Linked DNA regions of Homo sapiens: regions 2 and 3 are each linked to region 1. Evidence: read pairs that join two places in POLR2A ChIA-PET (ENCODE). Cell type or tissue: MCF 10A. All regions are shown on one strand. Each heading gives the region's core, and the rest is flanking DNA. Links, peaks and the distances in the headings are about the cores only. Region 1 holds the start of SOX13 (SRY-box transcription factor 13). Region 2 has its middle 45 kb from the start of SNRPE. Region 3 overlaps SOX13 (SRY-box transcription factor 13).

The links. Peaks named below come from ENCODE experiments on the same cell type or tissue, not always from the same donor. Only the 100,000 strongest peaks of a DNase experiment are listed, where the experiment ranks them.
Region 2: POLR2A ChIA-PET joins it to region 1 with 14 read pairs; 7 of 35 experiments call an interaction of 5 or more read pairs at or near these places.
Region 3: POLR2A ChIA-PET joins it to region 1 with 38 read pairs; 14 of 35 experiments call an interaction of 5 or more read pairs at or near these places.

Annotation. Positions count from the first base shown.
Region 1 is chr1:204,070,306-204,076,472 of GRCh38, reverse strand. SOX13 (SRY-box transcription factor 13) reads right to left here and starts at 3,358. Exons shown (of 14, transcript NM_005686.3): 1 at 2,762-3,358. RefSeq lists enhancers at 601-1,292, 1,987-2,679. In MCF 10A, for the core only: a CTCF peak has its summit at 3,309; DNase peaks (open chromatin) are centred at 1,572, 1,932, 2,792 and 3,352.
Region 2 is chr1:203,903,909-203,910,075 of GRCh38, reverse strand. It overlaps the pseudogene HSPE1P6. Among named protein-coding and RNA genes, the nearest start is that of SNRPE, 45 kb to the right of the region's middle. In MCF 10A, for the core only: no CTCF peak of the experiment used is centred there; a DNase peak (open chromatin) is centred at 2,945.
Region 3 is chr1:204,124,919-204,131,085 of GRCh38, reverse strand. SOX13 (SRY-box transcription factor 13) reads right to left here. Exons shown (of 14, transcript NM_005686.3): 14 at 3,343-5,228. The coding sequence ends at 4,952. ETNK2 (ethanolamine kinase 2) reads left to right here. Exons shown (of 8, transcript NM_018208.4): 8 at 1-24. Among named protein-coding and RNA genes, the nearest start is that of ERLNC1, 13 kb to the left of the region's middle. RefSeq lists enhancers at 1-184, 201-703, 704-1,207, 4,558-5,057, 5,058-5,559. In MCF 10A, for the core only: CTCF peaks have their summits at 1,875 (motif pointing right) and 3,251 (motif pointing right); DNase peaks (open chromatin) are centred at 1,365, 1,905 and 3,275.

The DNA of each region.
Region 1 (6,167 bases), core at 469-5,468:
CCCACATCCAGTCTACCCAAGCAGCTGTGCTATTCCAGGTTCCCAAGTGAGCCCAGCAGCAGGAGACACAGACACTACCCAGGGAGCAGGGCTCCTCCTGGGACAGTCCCAGCCCATTCCACCTGACTCTTCCCCTGGGCCCCAGACACCTGACAGGCTCTTTGCTCTGGAAATTCACCCTGCCCCAGAGACACAAATGCACATCCAATCCTGATCCAGCAGCCCAGGCTGAGGACGCTCAAGGGACACCCTTTTGGAGACAATTCCTTCCTGGGACCTGATTTCCATGGAGAGAACACTGCAGTTGAGCCAAGATTGATTTTTAAGAATGAGGAAAGGAGGGAATGAAATGCTTTCACAAAAGTTGTGAAGGGAGGGAGAAAGGAAGGAAACAAGAAAAAGAAAAAAGACTCGAGAAGATGGCACTAGACAAGGAGTAAGAAGGATACGTTTGATCTGAGGGGCTGGAATCAGGCAAGGGTGGGAGAGAGTACAAGATCTCCTCCTCTCCAGAAGTGGGCAATGTTATAATTGATTAGTTGAGCACAATCACCAAGTGCTCTTCTGGGCTCTGTACAAGGTCAGTTAAGTAATAATGGCAATAATAGCTCATATTTACCTAGCACTTATTATGTGCCAGGCACTGTTCTCAGTTTCACTTTATTAAGTCTTTTAATCCTCAAGACAACCCCATGAAGCGTTCATATTAACCCTATTTTATGGCTGAGGAAACTGAGGCACAGAGGTTAAGTTAAATTGCCCAGAGTCACACCGCCAGTGGCATCCGGGATCTAACTCCAGCTCCAGGACTCTTAACCACTAGGCTATATTTGGCCCTTAATGATCCAGAGGTAGGTGGGTCCCTACCCTCCTGGAGATCATGCCTTCCAAACCAGTATCCCCCAAACGATCACGACATGCCAGTTTCAAAGTTGGGTGCATAACTCTGCCCATTTCGCATGCGGGGAAGTCCAAACCCACGCTGCTCATCGATGGGGAACTGGAATCCAAATGTGCTGAATCCCAGCATCTTGTGAAGCGCTTTCTAATGAAGCACAGTGGAAACAGGGGTCAGCCTCAGGCCCTGACTCGCAACTGCGCCGAGGCGCAGATTACGGAGTCAGGGAGCCGGGGAGCCAGGGAGCGGGGGAGAGGGAGAGCGGGAGGTAGCGGGCTGGCGCCGCGTCGGACGAGTCCGAAAGCACAACCGCGGTAGGCAGGGAGACAGCCCCACGCCCAGGGCAGAGAGCAGAGGGCAGAGAGCGGCCTGGCTCGACGGAGAGCGCCGCCCGGCTGGAACCGAGCTTGCCTCCCTGGACTCCAAAACGAGCAGAGTTATGCACCCATCTTTGAAACCGGCATGTCGTGATCCTTTGGGGGATACTGGTTTGGAAGGCATGAACTCCGGGAGGTAGAGACCCACCTACTTGGACTGCTGAGAGCCAAGTACAGCCTAGTGGTCAAGAGCCAGCAGCATCGTCTCTGGCCGTCTTTGGCCAGACCCCTTCACCAGCGCCAGCGCCAGCGCCAGCGCCGAGGCGTCCTGCCCGGAAATTCCCAGAGAGTCAAAGCAAACTTCCCAGGAAAACTCTTCGGCTTCCTCCAAGCCTCTGTCACCGAGGCGGCTGCCAAGAGCGCCAGCGGAGTCTTTGCAGCTGCCGCGGGCCCTCCAGGGCGGGAGCCGCCGCTCCAGCGCTCGGGGTCCTCCCGGAAAGGTCCAGGGCTGAAGTTCAAAATTCACTTCCCGCCCAGGCCCGGCTCACCGCCCCGCCCGGTACTGTCCGGCAACCCCCACGTCTCTTGTCCTCTCCAGCTCCAGTTAAGTCCTGGAGCGCCTCCAGCCTGAAGACCCATGCGGGCAGCTGAGCGAATCCCGCGGGCGATCCCTGCGCGCCTGGGGACGGGAAGCAGCCAGAGCCGGCGCACACACACAACCTTGTGTGTGCGTGTGTGTTTACGTACGGAACGCGCGGGGTGGGAAAACAATGGCGAGCCGCTGGGAACTGAACGACTACCCGCTCCGCATCTCCCTACCCCTAGGCGCGATCAGCGTTTGCAGCGGAATCGGGATGAAAAGGCTCACCTACGATATCCCAGGGCGGGAGGTGGGGGTAGCAAGAAGCAGCCTGCGGTGGGGGTGGGGGTGGGACAGGAGCAGCCGGAGCAGAAAACAAACAGGATGCCGCGCTGGTCTGGTCCGCTGGGGAACGACCCTGAAACCGTGGCAAGGGGAGCGCGTCTGTCCCCCAGCACCCCACGCAACCATGGTGGAGGAGCTCTGCGCCTCGTCGCAGGCACCTGAGCCCCACGCAGGACGCGCGCAGGTCGCTTCGGCTTCCCGCTGAGAAATCCTTAAACTAGGCGCATAGTCGGGCTGATGAGAAAGACCTAGTCCTCTGCGGTCGGCGAGGAGCGGGTTGGGGGTGCACCCTAAGCTCGACCCGCGTGGTGAACGCGCGCGCGCGCGCGCGTACACACACACACACACACACACACAAACACACACACAGCCACGCACTGCCTTAGAGGCTGCCATCCCTCTCCACAAGGACCCAAGTCGGCCAGGGAGGAGCCGCCACTGCCCAGCGTTGTTGGGGGTAGGTGAGGGTCCGTCTCTCCTCGAAAAACTTTGCACAGGGTGGAAACTCGCAGGGAAGAGAGCCGGTGGGTGCCCAGAAACGTAGGGGCGCAAGTGTCAAACTTCAGAGAGCTGGGGAAATGGGCGCGACGGCGCGATCATGGCGGGGAGGGGTGCACTTACTACTCAGCCAGGCGCCGGGCTCGGGGCTCGGGGCTCGCGGCTCCGCGCTCCTGCTCCTCCTCCGTGCGGTCCTCGCGGCTGGCAGCCTAGGCTTCCCGCTCACATGCCCCCGCGACGCGGCGGGCGGGCCGGGTTGGGGAGGCTGGGCTGGGAGGGGGCACGCCCCCCGCCGTCGGCCGGGGAGTCGCTGCGGACCCACGGCCACCCTGGGTCCGCGCCCCACGGGGCCCGCCGTCCCGGGCGGCGAGCTTGGTTCCGGCCGGGCGGCGCCCTCTCCGCCGAGCCAGGCCGCTCTCTGCCCTCTGCCCTCTGCCCTGGGCTTGCGGCCGTCTCCCTGCCTTCCGCGGTCCTGCTCTGCGACTCGTCGGACGCGCAGCCGGCCCGCCCTCCCTGCTCTTCGGCTCTCACGCTCTCCGGCTCCAACCTCAGCGCCTCGGCTCGATTCCGAGTCAGGGCCTACGAGGCTGACCGCTGAGCTCTGGGCTCAGACCTGGGCTCGCCGGTTCTGGGCCCGGGTTCCAGGACCCGTGCTCACACAGTTCAGTTCCAAGCCGGGACTGGAGAAGGGCGCTCGCGGCTCGCTGCTGCGAGGCGACTGGACAGCCTAGAGGAGAAAGAGGGAGGGAGACCGAGAGCGCGCAGGGGGAGGAGGGAGGGAGGGTGGGGACTTGCAGAAGAAGGGAGGGACAGAGAGTTTCCTCCTCCTCCCTGCAGCCGGGTCCATCCAGGCATCAACAGCTGGAAACCTCTGTTGGAAAGGGGAAAGCTAAGGTTTACGGGCGGCGGGGAAGGGTGGGGGTGGAGTGAGGGGGTGTAGAGAAGAGAAGAAAGAAGGATTCTGCCCGCTCCCACTGCCCAGGTATGAGGGTCGCTACAGAGAATCTTCACTCCTTAAAGCAAGACCTAAGAAGTTATTGGTCCAGCTCCAAGCCTCCCAACCCCTCCAAACAGATAGCCTGGACTCGGGTTTTTTAAAAACCCCATTTCTCCGGACTTCCCTTAAGAACCTGATCTCTGCCGGGCGCGGTGGCTCACGCCTGTAATCCCAGCACTTTGGGAGGCCGACGGGGGCGGATCACGAGGTCAGGAGATGGAGACAATCCTGGCTAACACGGTGAAACCCCGTCTCTACTAAAAATACAAAAAATTAGCCGGGCGTGGTGGCGCGCCTGTAACCCCCTACTCGGGAGGCTGAGGCAGGAGAATCGCTTGAACCCGGGAGTGGGAGGTTGCAGTGGGCCGAGATCGCGCCATTGCACTCACTCCTGCCTGGGCGACAGGGCGAGACTCCGTCTCAAAAAAAACAAAACCTGATCTCACCTGTAGCTAGACGGATTCCTGATATCTCCAACCACTCCCTAATCCTGTCATTTGCAGCCTCTCAAATAAATCTTATTTTCTCCTGTCCCATTATATGGGAGGGTGGGGGAGAATGGAGAGTTGGTTTCCTTTCATTCAACGTATTTATCAAATGTCTACATATGACCGGGCGCAGTGGCTCACGCCTGTAATCCCAGCACTTTGGGAGGCCAAGGCAGCAGATCACCTGAGGTTGGGAGTTCGAGACCAGCCTGGCCAACATGGTGAAAACCCCTCTCTACTAAAAATACAAAAATTAGCCGGGTGTGGTGGTGCATGCCTGTAATTCCAACTACTCAAGAGGCTGAGGCAGAAGAATTGCTTGAACCCAGGAGGCAGAGGTTGCAGTGAGTGGAGATCGCACCACTGCACTCTAGCCTGGGTGACAGAGTAAGACTCTGTCTCAAAAAAAAAAAAAAAAAAAAGTCTACCTATGCCTGGCTTACCGGGGTGCTGGGGACACGAAGACAAATGAGACGGTGTCCTGCCCTTTCTGGATTCTGATTTTGTAAAGGAATGGGTGAATATACCATTGCAGTGAAGTGGAGAGGGCTAAGATAGGGCAGGCAAATGGGCACAGGGCCACCAAAGACACTGGGATATGGGGACTGGAACTTCTTGGGGGAGGTGGCATCTGAAATGGGTCTTGGAAGGACCTGTGGGTGTAGGGCAGATTAAAGGAGTGACAATCATGGACCTACTAATAAGTCTATGCCCACAGTGTGGGTGGCCAGCATGTGTTCAAAGGTGATGGTCAGCAAGGCTCTGAAGGCCTTCTAAGGGCTCATCCTTGCCCACTGCTTTGCCTGGCTAACTCCTTTTATTCATCTTTTAGGTCTCAGCCTAGACATCAACTTTCCCTGAAGCCTTTCTTGATGGCCATATCTGGGCCAGGTGCCCCATCTGTGGGCTCTGGAAAAACCCCATTTGTAAATAATATGGTAACCATTCATTTGTCTGTCTCCGCCCTGGACTGTAAGCTCCACAAGGGCAGGGATGTATCTCTCCAGTGTGCCTAGCCAGAGATTGGGAAAGAGCAGGCCCTTCATAAATACTTATTGATCAATACTTGTTGATGGAAGGAAATGGGGAGCCACTGAAGGATTCTAAGCAAGGTCTCAGATGGCATCAATCTAGCTGGAGGTAGGAAGGAGGCCAGTGACCAGACAATGGCAGTGGCCAGGGTAAAAATGATGCAGGCCTGAGCTAAGCTGGGAGTAGGGGGAATGGAAAGGAGAAAACAGGTGGGTGTAAGAGAGTGGGAGAAGCCAACATTAAAGGCTTGATGTTTGGATAACTATGGATGAAGCCATCCTAGAAATCATGAAAGGGTTACCCAAATTGCCGGGCGCGGTGGCTCGCGCCTGTAATCCCAGCACTTTGGGAGTCTGAGGCAGGAGGATCACCTGAGGTCGGGAGTTTGGGACCAGCCTGACCAACATGGAGAAACCCCATCTCTACTAAAAATACAAAATTAGCCGGGCGTGGTGGCTCATGCCTGTAATCCCAGCTAATCAGGAGGCTGAGGCAGGAGAATTGCTTGAACCCCGGGAGGCGGAGGTTGTGGTGAGCTGAGATCATGCCACTGCACTCCAGCCTGGGCAACAAGAGGGAAACTCTGTCTAAAAAAAAAAAAAAAAAAAAGGGTACCCAAGTGCCACCAAGACTTTCCTCCTCCCAGACAACATGCCTGTGTTTTCCATATATCTGGTTGTTTTTCTCTGGCCCCTGATCATCTTCAGGGGGGCAACTTGATTGTGGGTACCTCCCTGCAGCTGTCCTTAGCAACAGCAGATTAAGAGAGGAAGAGCAAAGATCAGCCCTTCCACTCACTGCCACCAAATTAAGATATAAAGTGTCTCCCTACTGGGTCTTAGGCACAATACTGTTTTCCTATATGGTATCTATTTGTACCTTATCCCAGTTCTGTGATGTTGGTGTCATTATCCCCATTTTATCTTATTTTTTAATTTAATTTAATTCCATCTCTTTGCAAGTCCCTGAGTACCTGGAATCCCATTTTAGAGATAAGAAAAATGAAGCTCCA
Region 2 (6,167 bases), core at 638-5,637, 170 kb after region 1:
ATAGAACATTATTTCAGATTTTATATTCTACAAATAATGGCTATATACATTCATGTATAGAAATTGAGCATATCCGGGCCAGGCGCAGTGGCTCACGCATGTAATCCCACCACTTTGGGAGGCTGAGGCGGGAGGATCACGAGGTCAGGAGATTGAGACCATCCTGGCTAACATGGTGAAACCCCGTCTCTACTAAAAATACAAAAAATTAGCCGGGTGTGGTGGCGGGTGCCTGTTGTCCCAGTTACTCGGGAGGCTGAGGCTTGCAGTGAGCTGAGATTGTGCCACTGCACTCCAGCCTGGGCGACAGAGCGAGACTCTGTCTCAAACAAAAAAAAAAAAAAAAAAAAAGAAATTAAACATATCTGGTTATAGAGAAAAATCTCATTAAAGACAATAAAGGAAAACATTTTTGGGACTATATTTTCCATCCACAATTAAATATTAGGCCAGGTGCAGTGGTTCATGCCTATAATCCTAGCACTTTGGGAGGCCGAGGCAGGAGGATTGCTTAAAGCCAGGAGTTTGAGACAAGCCTGGGCAGCAAAGCAAGACACCTTCTCTATTTTAAACAAAAAAGACACTAAAAAAATGGACAAACACAATTAAACATTAATGGCATAAATGTTTTCTTAGGAATAGTCGTCAATAACCTGTAAAATAAACAAGTACCCCACAGATGAGAACTTGGACAAAAAAGAAGACAGAAAAGGAAAGTACAAAAAAAGAGTGCTTGGTAGGCTATATAAAAGTGTATGACAAATGTTAGGAAGTATTATTAGTTAGCCATTTAAAAATAATAATGAAAATACCAACCTATCTAAATCTTTGTGATGAAGTCAAAGCAGTATTTGAAAGAAAATACACAGTTTTAAATGTTATATTACTTTTTGAGTAAGAAAAATTATTATATAAAAAGCAATGACAGGCCGGGCGTGGTGATGCATACCTGTAATGCCAGCACTTTGGGAGGCCGAGGCGGGTGGATCATCTGAAGTCGGGAGTTTGAGACCAGCCAGACCAACATGGTGACACCCTGTTTCTACTAAAAATACAAAAATTAACTGGGCATGGTGGCAGGCACCTATAATCCCAGCTACTTGGGAGGCTGAGGCAGGAGAATTGCTTGAACCCCGCAGGTGGAGGTTGCAGTGAGCAGAGATCACGCCACTGCACTCCAGCCTGGGGGATAGGGTGAGACTCTGTCTCCAAAAAAAGAAATATACGAGCCTCCAGAAAATCTAATTAAGAACAGAGAAGAGATACACAAAATATTAGAAACATTAACACACAAATAATACACAAACATGCTAAAAATGTTCCCATCCCAAAGAAAAAAAACTTGTTTTTTCTTACTATAGGTCTTACTCTTTTCTCCTGAAAGACCACTTCTAAACCAGACAATTTTTTGGAAATATTATGTTTTCTGATTATAAAAGTACTACAAAAATATTTCTGTTTAGTATAGTAGACTAGATACTACAGGACTGAACCACCTGGTAAAATCAACTAAAATTACTGGATTTTAAAAAGTCTTAAATGCATTCAAAAGCTGACAAGAAAGTAAAGATTACAGCTGGACGTGGTGGCTCATGCCTGTAATCCCAGCAATTTGGGAGGCCGAGGCAGGCGGATCACAAGGTCAGGAAATCAAGACCATCCTGGCTAACACGGTGAAATGCCATCTCTACTAAGAATACAAAAAATTAGCCAGGCGTGGTGGTGGGCTCCTGTGGTCCCAGCCACTCGGGAGGCTGAGGCAGGAGAATGGCGTGAAGCCGGGAGGCGGAGCTTGCAGTGAGCCGAGATGGCGTCACTGCACTCCAGCCTGGGCAACAGAGCAAGACTCTGTCTCAAAAAAAAAAAAGGAAAAAAAAAAGAAAGTAAAGATGACTTAATGTATTATACATCTAAGGCATCGTTGGTTGAAAGATATGCCATTACTTTACTACTAAGAAAGAAAACAAATGTAATCAAACTATGACATAATGCTTTCTTATAACTTTTTTCTTGTAACTTATTTTACACTTATGGAAGATCTTGTAGGCTAATCATCTATTTTTTCCTTCATTTTTATTTATTTACTTATTTAAAGATAAGATCTTCCTATGTTACCCAAGACTTCTGAAGTCCTCAAGCAATCCTCCTGCCTCTGCCTCCTGAGTAGCTGAGACTGTAGACAAATGCTACTGCACCCAGCTTATTTTTGTAATTTTATTTTTTTGTGACAGGGTCTCACTCTGTTGCCCAGGCTGGAGTGCAGTGGTGTGATCATGGCTCACTGCAGGCTGGACCTCCTGGGCTCAAGCAGTCCTCCAGCCTCAGCCTCCTGAGTAGCTGGGATTACAGGCATACGCCACCACATTCGGCTAATTTTGTATTTTTAGAAGAGACGGGGTTTCTCCATGTTGGTCAGACTGGTCTCAAACTCCTGACCTCAGGTGATTGGCCTGCCTCGGCCTCCCAAGGTGCTGGGATTACAGGCGTGAGCCACCGTGCCTGGCCAATTTTTTTACTTTAGTAGTGACAGGGTCTTGCTATGTTGCCCAAGCTGGTCTTGAACTCCTGGGCTCAAGAGATCCTCCTGCCTCAACCTCCCAAAGTGCTGAGATTACAGGCATGAGCCACCACATCAGGCTGATCCAGCTTATTTTTAATCATATATTACTTTTGAGCATATATTAAAAGGTAAGTGAAAAAATTGCTTAAGGTGTGCTTAAAACTACCTCACATTTAATCTGACTCTTCCACACAATTGTCTGTGCCATCAAGAACATTACAAATGTATTATTTCAAAAAACAATCCTTAACATAATGAAAAAAAATTAATGCTGGGCTCTTAAGCCTGACTTTGCTATTATGTAGCACTAACCTACTTCTGACTCATATTTTAGGAGTGTTGCTGAAATGTCTGACTCACTGTGCTATCCCCTCTCCACTAACATTCGATGCCTCGGGGTTAAAAGAATGCTCCACTATTAGTCTCAAGATTTTCTTCCAAGCCACTGACATTCCTTCTGCAATTTTTGATGCTGCAATTTTGATATTCATACATGCATAAACAATGACATTTATGTAATGGCTGACTGGCTGACAGTGATTATAGACAATTTAAGATACACACTGATTTCAAAGATGTTAAAATGTGAAAAAAATATTTCAAACAATGAAATATAATACATTAAAGTAAGAATGAAGTGAAATCTAGAGGATACCTACCAAAACTGGAAGAACTCAGGTTCAAGTTTAATAGTACTGTGCAGCAGGTGGGTTGGAAATCAAAGCCCAAACCCATCTAAAATAGGGAATCTAAAAGGAGATTCCCTCTTCCCCCTATAAAACTGGGTCCCAAAGAGTTACTCTCTCAGTGTAAGGCACATTAGAAATCATCCATTTCTCCACCACAATTATCACCACCAGATGACTACAGCAATAATTGCTCATCTCAAAATTCGGTGCTAAGTCAGGAAAGGGAGATTATCTCCTCCAAGAACCTGTAACCACAAGCAAGCCCTAATGCAGGTTTGCAGCAGAAACACGTATAACCTAACGCATATTAGAAAAAAAAAATCATAAACCAAGAATTAGGATTAAAATAGTCCTAGTACAATGATGCCCTCAGATGCTCAAAAGAAGCATATCCCTTTGGAGGAACTCATCTATCCCACGCCTCAAGGAATTTCTAAAGAAAATGTTTTTTAAAAAGTCAGTACAGCAACAAAGCAAAACAAAAAAAAAATCACAAAACCACCAGGAAACAAAGCACCATGACCAGGAACCAGCAGGAGGCCAGGCGTGGTGGCTCACACCAGTAATCCCAGCACTTTGGGAGGCTGAGGCAGGAGGATGGGCCAGGCACCAACAGTCTTTTATAGGAACAGAACCGTGATTTTGTTTAGTGAGTAATATGCTAAGCTTAAAATGCTTACTGTTATGGACTGAATTGTGTTTCCCAGCACACCACCTCTCCCTACTCCCCTCCCCAGCCACCACTGAAATTTATATATTGAAGCCCTAACCAATGTGACTATATTTGGAGATAGGGCTTTTAAGGTTAAATGAGATCATAAGAGTGGGGCCCAAATCCAACAGGACTGGTGTCCCTATAAGAGGAAAAGACGCCGGGTGTGGTTTGCTCAGCCGGGCACAGTGGCTCACGCCTGTAATCCCAGCACTTTGGGAGGCCGAGGCGGGTGGATCACCTGAGGTCAGGAGTTCAAGGCCAGCCTGGCCAATGTGGTGAAACCCCATTTCTACTAAAAATACAAAAATTAGCCAGGCATGGTGGCAGGCACCTGTAATCGCAGCTACCCAGGAGGCTGAGGCAGGAGAATCGCTTGAACCTGGGAGACGGAGGTTGCAGTGAGCCGAGATCGCGCCATTGCACTCCAGCCTGGAGGACAAGAGCGAGACTTTGTCTCAAAAAATAATAATAATAAATAAGAGGAAAAGAAACTAGACATCTCTTTCTCTTCATGAACACAGAAGAGAAGCCATGTGAGTACACAGGGGCAACAGCTATCTGCAAGCTAGGAAGAGCGCCTCACCAGAAACTGAATCTGCCAGAACCTTTATCTGGGAGGTGGAGGCTGTGGTGAGCCACAGTACTGCACTCCAGCCGGGGCAACACAGTGAGACTCTCTCTTAAAAAAAAAAATCCAATAAATGAAGATAAATGAATCATATAAACATATTGGAAATAGATTTAAGTCTCTCGCTTAGTTAACTATAACAACATAGTACTCACTAAAATAAGACATCTATGACAAATTAGTGAGTTATTAATGCAAAGTATATTTGAGATTAGTCATTGCACAAGAAAATTTGAACACCCTGAAATCTTTTTTTATTTTTATTTTTCTGAGACAGAGTCTCACTCTGTCACCCAGGCTAGAGTGTAGTGGCGCGATCTCGGCTCACTGCAACCTCTGCCGCCCAGGTTCAAGTGATTCTTCTGCCTCAGCCTCCCGGTAGCTGGGATTACAGGCACCTGACACTGTGCCTGGCTAATTTTTGTAGTTTTAGTAGTGATGGGGTTTCACCATCTTGGCCAGGCTGGTCTTGAACTCCTGACCTCGTGATCCACCCGCCTCAGCCTCCCGAAGTCCTGGGATTACAGGCATGAGCCACCGTGCCCAGCCGAACACTTTGAAATCTTAAAGTTTATATATGAAAGAAACTTGGTAGACGTTTTACCAAATTTGACAACAATCTTAAGAAATTACATGGTGTTACCAAAAGGAAGTTGTAAAGATGAAAGAAACTTTTCTAAACAATCAGTAATGAAAATAAATTTCAAAGAAGAAGAGAGAAAAGATTGATTTATCTTTCTATTCGTGTAAGAGAAAATACTACAAAATCTTGACCAGGCACGGTGACTCACATCTGTAATCCCAGCACTTTGGGAGGCCAGCGTAGGTGGATTGCTTGAGCTCAGTAGTTCAAGACCAGTCTGGGCAACATGGCATGATCCCACCTCTACAAAAAATACAAAAATCAGCTGGGCTTGGTGGTGTGCATCTGCAGTCCCAGCTACTTGGGAGGCTGAGGCGGGAGAATCACTTGAGCCCGGGAGGTCAAGGCTGCAATGAGCTGTGATGGTGCCATTGCACTCTAGCCCGGGAGACAGAGTGAAACCTTGTCTCAAAAAAAAAAAAAAAAAGAAAGAAAGGAAAAAATACTACAAAATATTGTCATATGATGAAGCAATCAGAGTTGCAGGAAGAAAAGTATCACAGAGGTGAGTCAGGTAATCAATAAAAATATTATGTTGTTTTTCTGGATTTTATAATTTGTGTTCTTGATTTAAAATTTTTTTAATTTGTTATGATTTCTTTTTTCACTCTAAATGAAAAGTTACTTCTGTGCATAATTTTGTACTTATGATTTTATAAATTTATATTTTCACTTTTTTCTTTCTTTTTTTTTTTTTTTAACAAAAAGAGTCCCCAAATTACATGAGCTTCAGGTCCTACAAAGCCTGGCTCCACTCCTGATGACAGATGACTATAAAAACAAGAGAGCGGAGTATGAGTCTGAGGCGGAGGGAGTCATGGCAGGAAGGACAAGCGTTTAGAAAGTTTCTTCCACTCTTTGACCAAGTATTGGTTGAAAGGAGTACTGCTGAAACTGTAACCAAAGGAGGCATTATGCTTCAAGGAAAAGTA
Region 3 (6,167 bases), core at 712-5,711, 54 kb before region 1:
TGCATTAAAATGCTCATTTCCGGACTGCTGTGTCTTGAGTGACAATGGTGAGGAACTGACCCCTGCGTGGGGGCTGAGGGGTGCTGTAACCCCTCCTGATATCCCCCCTCCACCTGGGCTTCATGCTGAAGTCAAGGTAGCCGCCTGCACACATCCTCCTGTGCACCTAGCTCCGAAGGCTCTGGGCAGGGCCCCCTATTTCTCTCACTCAGCTTCTGTGCCTTTGACTCTCTTAGTAGAACCTACCAGTTAAACCCGGTAAAGCACTGCTTAGGGGGAACTAGGCTGTGGATTACAAGGACTTTGGTTGACCCAGGAGATGAACCAGTGACATTCTAAATAGAAGTGCTCAGGACACCTTCCTCGGTCATGTCTGGCTCCCAGCTGTCAGTGGGGTGGGGAAGGGGCTGCTCTGCCTGAGAACAGGCAGGAGTGATTTCTGGAACCAATCCGTCACTTTTTCAGAAGGCCAGAAGGAAGAGCAGAAACTCAAAGATGAGAAGGGGGCACCCCTCTTGGCAGCCCAGTCACTCCGGCTATACTTCCCAGGCTGTGCACTGGGCAGCAGCTGCTCCAGGACTGCCCCCCTGCCAGTAAGTGCCCAGTGCCCTTAGGGGCAGCAGAGGCAACAGCAGCAGCAGCCTGCCAGGTGGACTCTGGTTGTTTGGCTTTTGCCTGCAAAAAGCACCCTGGTGCCATGGCAACCACTGGAGCTGGCACCTGCAGCTGGAGCTTTCAAGGTCATGGTGATCCAGCATAGCCAGGCCCTCCATGGGCAGCAGCCTCGGGGGGTGACAGTGGGGGGACACGAGCGAAAGAGGTGCCCAGGCATAGGGATGGTGCCAGGGCTGGGCAGGTAGGGGCCCCCTGGGGTCACCTGTGGGGTCAGGTGGTCATCATAGACACTACCTGTCTGGACTAAATAGCAGTGTCCCCGCTCCTTCTTCCTCTCTGAGCCACCTCTGGAATTGAGGGCAGAATTAACACTGTGAAGCCAGCTTTGTTTCCAGCCTCCTGGGTCTTGATGCTGTTGCGCTGGAGATAAGTGTTGCAGTGGTGAGTAGGGAATGGCTGGGACAGAGCCCCCCCCCCCCCCCCGGGTATTGTCCTGTGCCCCTAAGGTCCTGACCACCATCTGTATGGGAAGGAATTAACAGCAGACATCATCCCACTGCCGCCTCTGAGAAAGCATTCTCCTTCCCCCAGTCCTCCAGGGGAGTGAGCCGGTGTGGTGGCAGGGAACACAACCCTGTTCCTCAAAGTCTGGGAGTTCCACCTTGGCTCCTTTCACTGCCACCCCAGGCTAACCAGCACTCCTGTCCTCCTGGCTGAGCACCAGGCCTGGGAGCCTCCCAGTGTGATCCGGGTTCCACCCCCTCGGGCCCCTTCCAGGACTCTTAGCAAAGAGCTCTAGTTAAAGGACTCCTGGGCACATTCACCTTCCCAACGGGCTCTGCCCCTCGGTCTCTGCCGGAGACGCACGGAGGGGACGAACTTGTAGCCCAGCTTTCCTGGTAATGACCACAGCACTCTGCTCCTGGCCTCTCCAACCACCTGGCCCCATCCTGCCTCTCATGAGACAGGGGTGGGGCTCCAGGACCCGCAACTGTGTCTCAGCAGAGGGAATAAGGCAGGCAAGACAAGAGGACTTGCGGGAGGGAAGAGGAACTCAGGACCGACAGGTGGGAATGAGCCAGGCTGGGAGAGTCTTGAGACTGGCAGGACATGGTTTGGACCCACCAGTGGAGTGGAGGAGGCCGGGGGCCGAGAGGGGCGGGCGGAGAGGGGAGGGCGGAGAGCGGAGGGCCGGAGGGCAGAGGGCTGAGGGGAGTGGGAGGTGCAATGGGCAGCTCTCCATCGTGACCACCAGGGGGCAGGCGCCGCCGCCAGCTCCTCCTCCCACCTCTGCCTGCATCTTTTCCAGACGTGGCGTGGGGAGGGCGAAGGAGAGGAGGCTCTGAGAACCCGGGCTGGGGAAAAAACAGCCAGCCAGCGTTCAGGACGCTCCCCATACCAAATGGCTGGGCCCTTAATTCTTGGGCAGTCTCCATTCCACACCCTCCCAACTTTGTGGCCCTAGAATCAACCACCACACCTACCCTCTCTCACCACTACCCTCTCCAATCTAGAAATCCCTCCACCAGTACTCAAGAGCTTGAGGACTTGAGTTGGGAAGTTCACTCTTTTTTGTGGAAAAGGTGTTCTTTATGTCAAGACAGTCTTGAACCTCATCCAGGAGCTCAAGTTCTGCCTCATGAACTTTGTGCAATACTACACTTTGCCCACCTGGCAGTTTTGGAGAAAGCAATCTTGTCCTTTCTGTCCAACTCTGTCTTCTTTTCTAGAGGAAACACGCCTGACCCTTCTGACTATTCCTCTAAGGACAATGTGCACCAGGATCCCTCCTGTGCTCCTCCATGTGGGGTGCCTGCTTCAGGGCCCCTCCATTGTGAGACTTCCCTAGTGAGGGGGCGAGGAAGGGCACGCTACCCCTGGGACTAGGTCTGTGTGGGGTACACTGGACCATCACCTCCCCTGTTGTGAACACAAGCCTCTATTAATGCAGCCCAAGTCCAACTCTTCCACAAGAACTACTGCCATTCGGTTTTGCTGTCCCCACTCTATACTGATGGGATTAATTTTTCACTACAAGATGTGTCTCTCTAGAGCCTGGTTAATATGCATTTTTGAGGTGTTTCAGTCTGTCATCCGGCCCTTGCAGGCCTATTACTTCTCCTAATGGGATAACTAGGTCTGAAGTGTTCACTCAAAGCATGTGTCATGGATAGAGAGCCCTGAAGCATTATCATTAGAGACCCTGCTTCATTAATTAGCATCGTAGGGGCCTCAGATGGGCTTCAGGGTAAACCTTTGTGGGCCCTTTTCTAAGAAAAGGATCCACAGCTTTCATTAGAGTCTCAAAGGGCTACTTCTCTGAATGGTAAGAACCAGGTATAAGGTTTAATCTTGTTGTCAGATGAGGACAATGAGGCCCCAAAGGAGAGACCTGGCTCCCACTCCCCAACCCCAGCCATGTGGCCAGTTCTAGAGAGACCCCGAGCTTCATGACTCCTATTACAGTGCTCTTACTACTGCCTTCTTTCTTAGGATCCGGGTGGCCTCACCTCGTCAAGGTAGGGGCATTCAGCGTGGGCTCTGTGGAGGGCATGTGTCACTCACAAGCTTGGCCTGGGATTCCCTTGCATTAAGCCAATTCCTCTGAGGCCCCAGGCCTGAAGCTCCTGCAGGCTGCCACCAGGGGACAGTGGTGCCCAGGCTGGTGGCATATTTGGGAATTCTGGACTTAGGCCAGCCTCCCTCCTCCCCTGCACAAGGGCCAGATTCTGAAATGATCTGTCTTTATTATGTCATCAGAAAACAAAAAAATCCCCCGAGTGTAAACAGGAGAAATGTGCTGGTTAAGTTACTCATCATTATCTTATTATTAACAAAATAAAGCACTATCTATGTTTACAGTCATAAAAAAAGAAACAGCCTGGAGAGAAGTGGGGGCTTTGAGGATGGAGAGAAGACGGGGGCAGACACAGACTCCACATCTGGCCCTGTGGGATTTGGGGTTCCCATACTGATCCAAGGGCTATTTAGATCTTCAGAGTTAGGTGACAATGGGATTTGATTTCCTTAGGGAACAAACTTTGTGAAACTGATCAGAGGCTGAGATCCAGTCCCTAGTATAGAGTGGGGGAGGGGAGGGCAGGCAGGTGAGGGGCAGGGCTGGGTGGGAGAGGCTGAAGCCCAGGAGTCTTCTCAACCTCTTCCAAGAATGGGGACCCCCCCGACCCTGTGCTCATGAGGGAGGAATAAAGACCAGCTGCCATGGACAGCCCCTCTCCAGGGCCTCTGACGCTGGCAGGAAGGGGAGCACCATCAATCCTCCTGTCCCAACTCCCTCGTGGGATCAGGTTGGGACCAGGGGCGGGGGCACCAGGACAAAGCCCCTTGGAGGCCGAGGCACATTCCCATGCTGATCAGAGCTAAAAATGGCTCCGTGGGAACCGACTGGCAGAGCCAGGGAGGGAGTGAAGGGGAGGGCAGGAGGAGGTCAGGAAGGCTGATGAGCCCAGGGCAGACCAGGGGCCTACATAGACCCAGAGAATCCAGAGGGCACAGGGGGCAAAGGACAGACACCAAGAAAGAGAGAAATAGAGGGCCTTGCAGAGAGACGAGGACAGAGAGAGACAGAAATGCACACAAGGACACACAGAACCTGAGACACCCAGACTGACAAAGAGGTAGCAATTTGGGGACAAAGAGAAGCACAGAAAGAGGCCCCCAGAGAAGCAGGAGTGGCATCGAGAGACACACCCACAGGAACTCAGCAACAGTGCCTGGCACGTAGTGGGCACTCAATAAATATCTTGTGCAGTGAATGAACAGATGAAACACACACACGTGCACGCGCACACATACAGCAGCCAGAGGCACAATAGGCTTGGCAGAGATGAAAACAGCAAGGGACAGCCAGACCCTTTTGCACAAAGTACAAAGCGATCCTGGTGATAGACGAGCAGTCTGGGGGAGTGTGGGAGGGGTGTTGGTCCCACAGTGGCTGGTCCAGCCAGGACAAGAATGGAAACAAAGCATGTGACCCCAGGGAGACAGGTCGGTAGATGCCATACCCCAGGTGGATAGACACCTGCAGGAGAGGAGAGTCATACAGTGTCCCCTGGCCATAAGCCCTAAAGGCTGAGGTGCTCAGCCTGCTCAGCCCATGGCCATACTGCAGTTCCTGCCCACCCAGGCCAACAGCTCCTCAGGAAGGGAGGGCGCCTCTCCCCTCATGAATGTATCTGCAAGTGCACAGCTTTGCCCATCTCTGGGGCACGAACAAGTCCAAGTACCAACATAGTCTTAGGTTGGCTGGCTGTGCCCATCGAGTTGGGACAAGGTCTTCCCCAGAGGAGAAGGGGCCAGGCCCACCCAGCCGGGATCAGTCTGTGAGCACCACCAACTCCCCATCGCTCTTCTCTTCGCCCTCCGAGTCCTCGTCCTCGCTGTACCGGTACATCTCGCCATCAGCCACCGAGTGCCTGTCATCTGTGCCCTCACCCTCCTCTCTGAGGCTGCAGGTGTTGACGATCACAGGCATGTTGGGGTCCAGGCTACGAGGGACATAGTGCTCCACCAGTGGCTGTGCCAGCGGCATGCCTGCTGCCCGAGGGTACAGGACATCTGAGGAGCTCATCTGCACCTGGCCAGCCTGCGGGCTGTGGGGCAGAGAAGGGGAACGGTGATGGATGCACACTTGATTCAACCCCAAACCCATCTCCCCTCCAGGCCTCCTCAGAGCATGCACTCCCACTCCACACACTCTTGGCTGTGACTTATATACCCTGCCCCCAGCCTGCTTTCTGATGGCCAAATTCACTGGCACCTACGACCCTGCAGATGACCTGCAGACCTAGGGCCATAGATGTGTTCAACAGATAATATTCTTGGAGGATCATGTGTGAATCCAGTTTTTAGAACTTGTATATTTTATGTTTTGTTTACTTATATTTAGAGACAGGGTCATGCTCTGTCACCCATGCTGGAGAACAGTGGTACAATCACAGCTGACTGCAGCGTCAGCCTCCCAGGCTCAAGTGATCCTCCTGAGCCTGCCTCAGCCTCCTGAGTAGCTGGGACTACAGGTGTGAACCACCACACCTGGCTAATTTTATTTAAAGATGAGGTTTCACTATGTTGCCCAGGCTGGTCTCAAACTCCTGAGCTCAAGGGATCCTCCTGCCTCAGCCTCCCAAAGTGTTGGCATTACAGGCGTGTGTCACTATACCAGGCAGAAATTGTATATTTTAAATGCCCTGGGAGATGTCCTGTTTAAAGGAATAGACTAGGGTGCTTGCTTTAGTCAAGTCAGGAACCTTTCTGTGTGATGAATACTTTGATTTCTAGCACCTCTGAATTTCTATTGAGTTTATCGGCCGTGGGATCTACAGGCACTTTCTCCAGGTCCACGTGGCCAGTCCTCCAGTCACATTCCTACATCCTCAGCCACTGAGTGCTCACCACAGTCACATACATAGCCATACACAGTCGGGTCGCACGTGCAGGCTCAGCTATACACAGATAACACACACACGTACGCATACACACAGCACCCCTGGGGTCACACACAAAGGCAGGCCACACACTGACACCCAGCC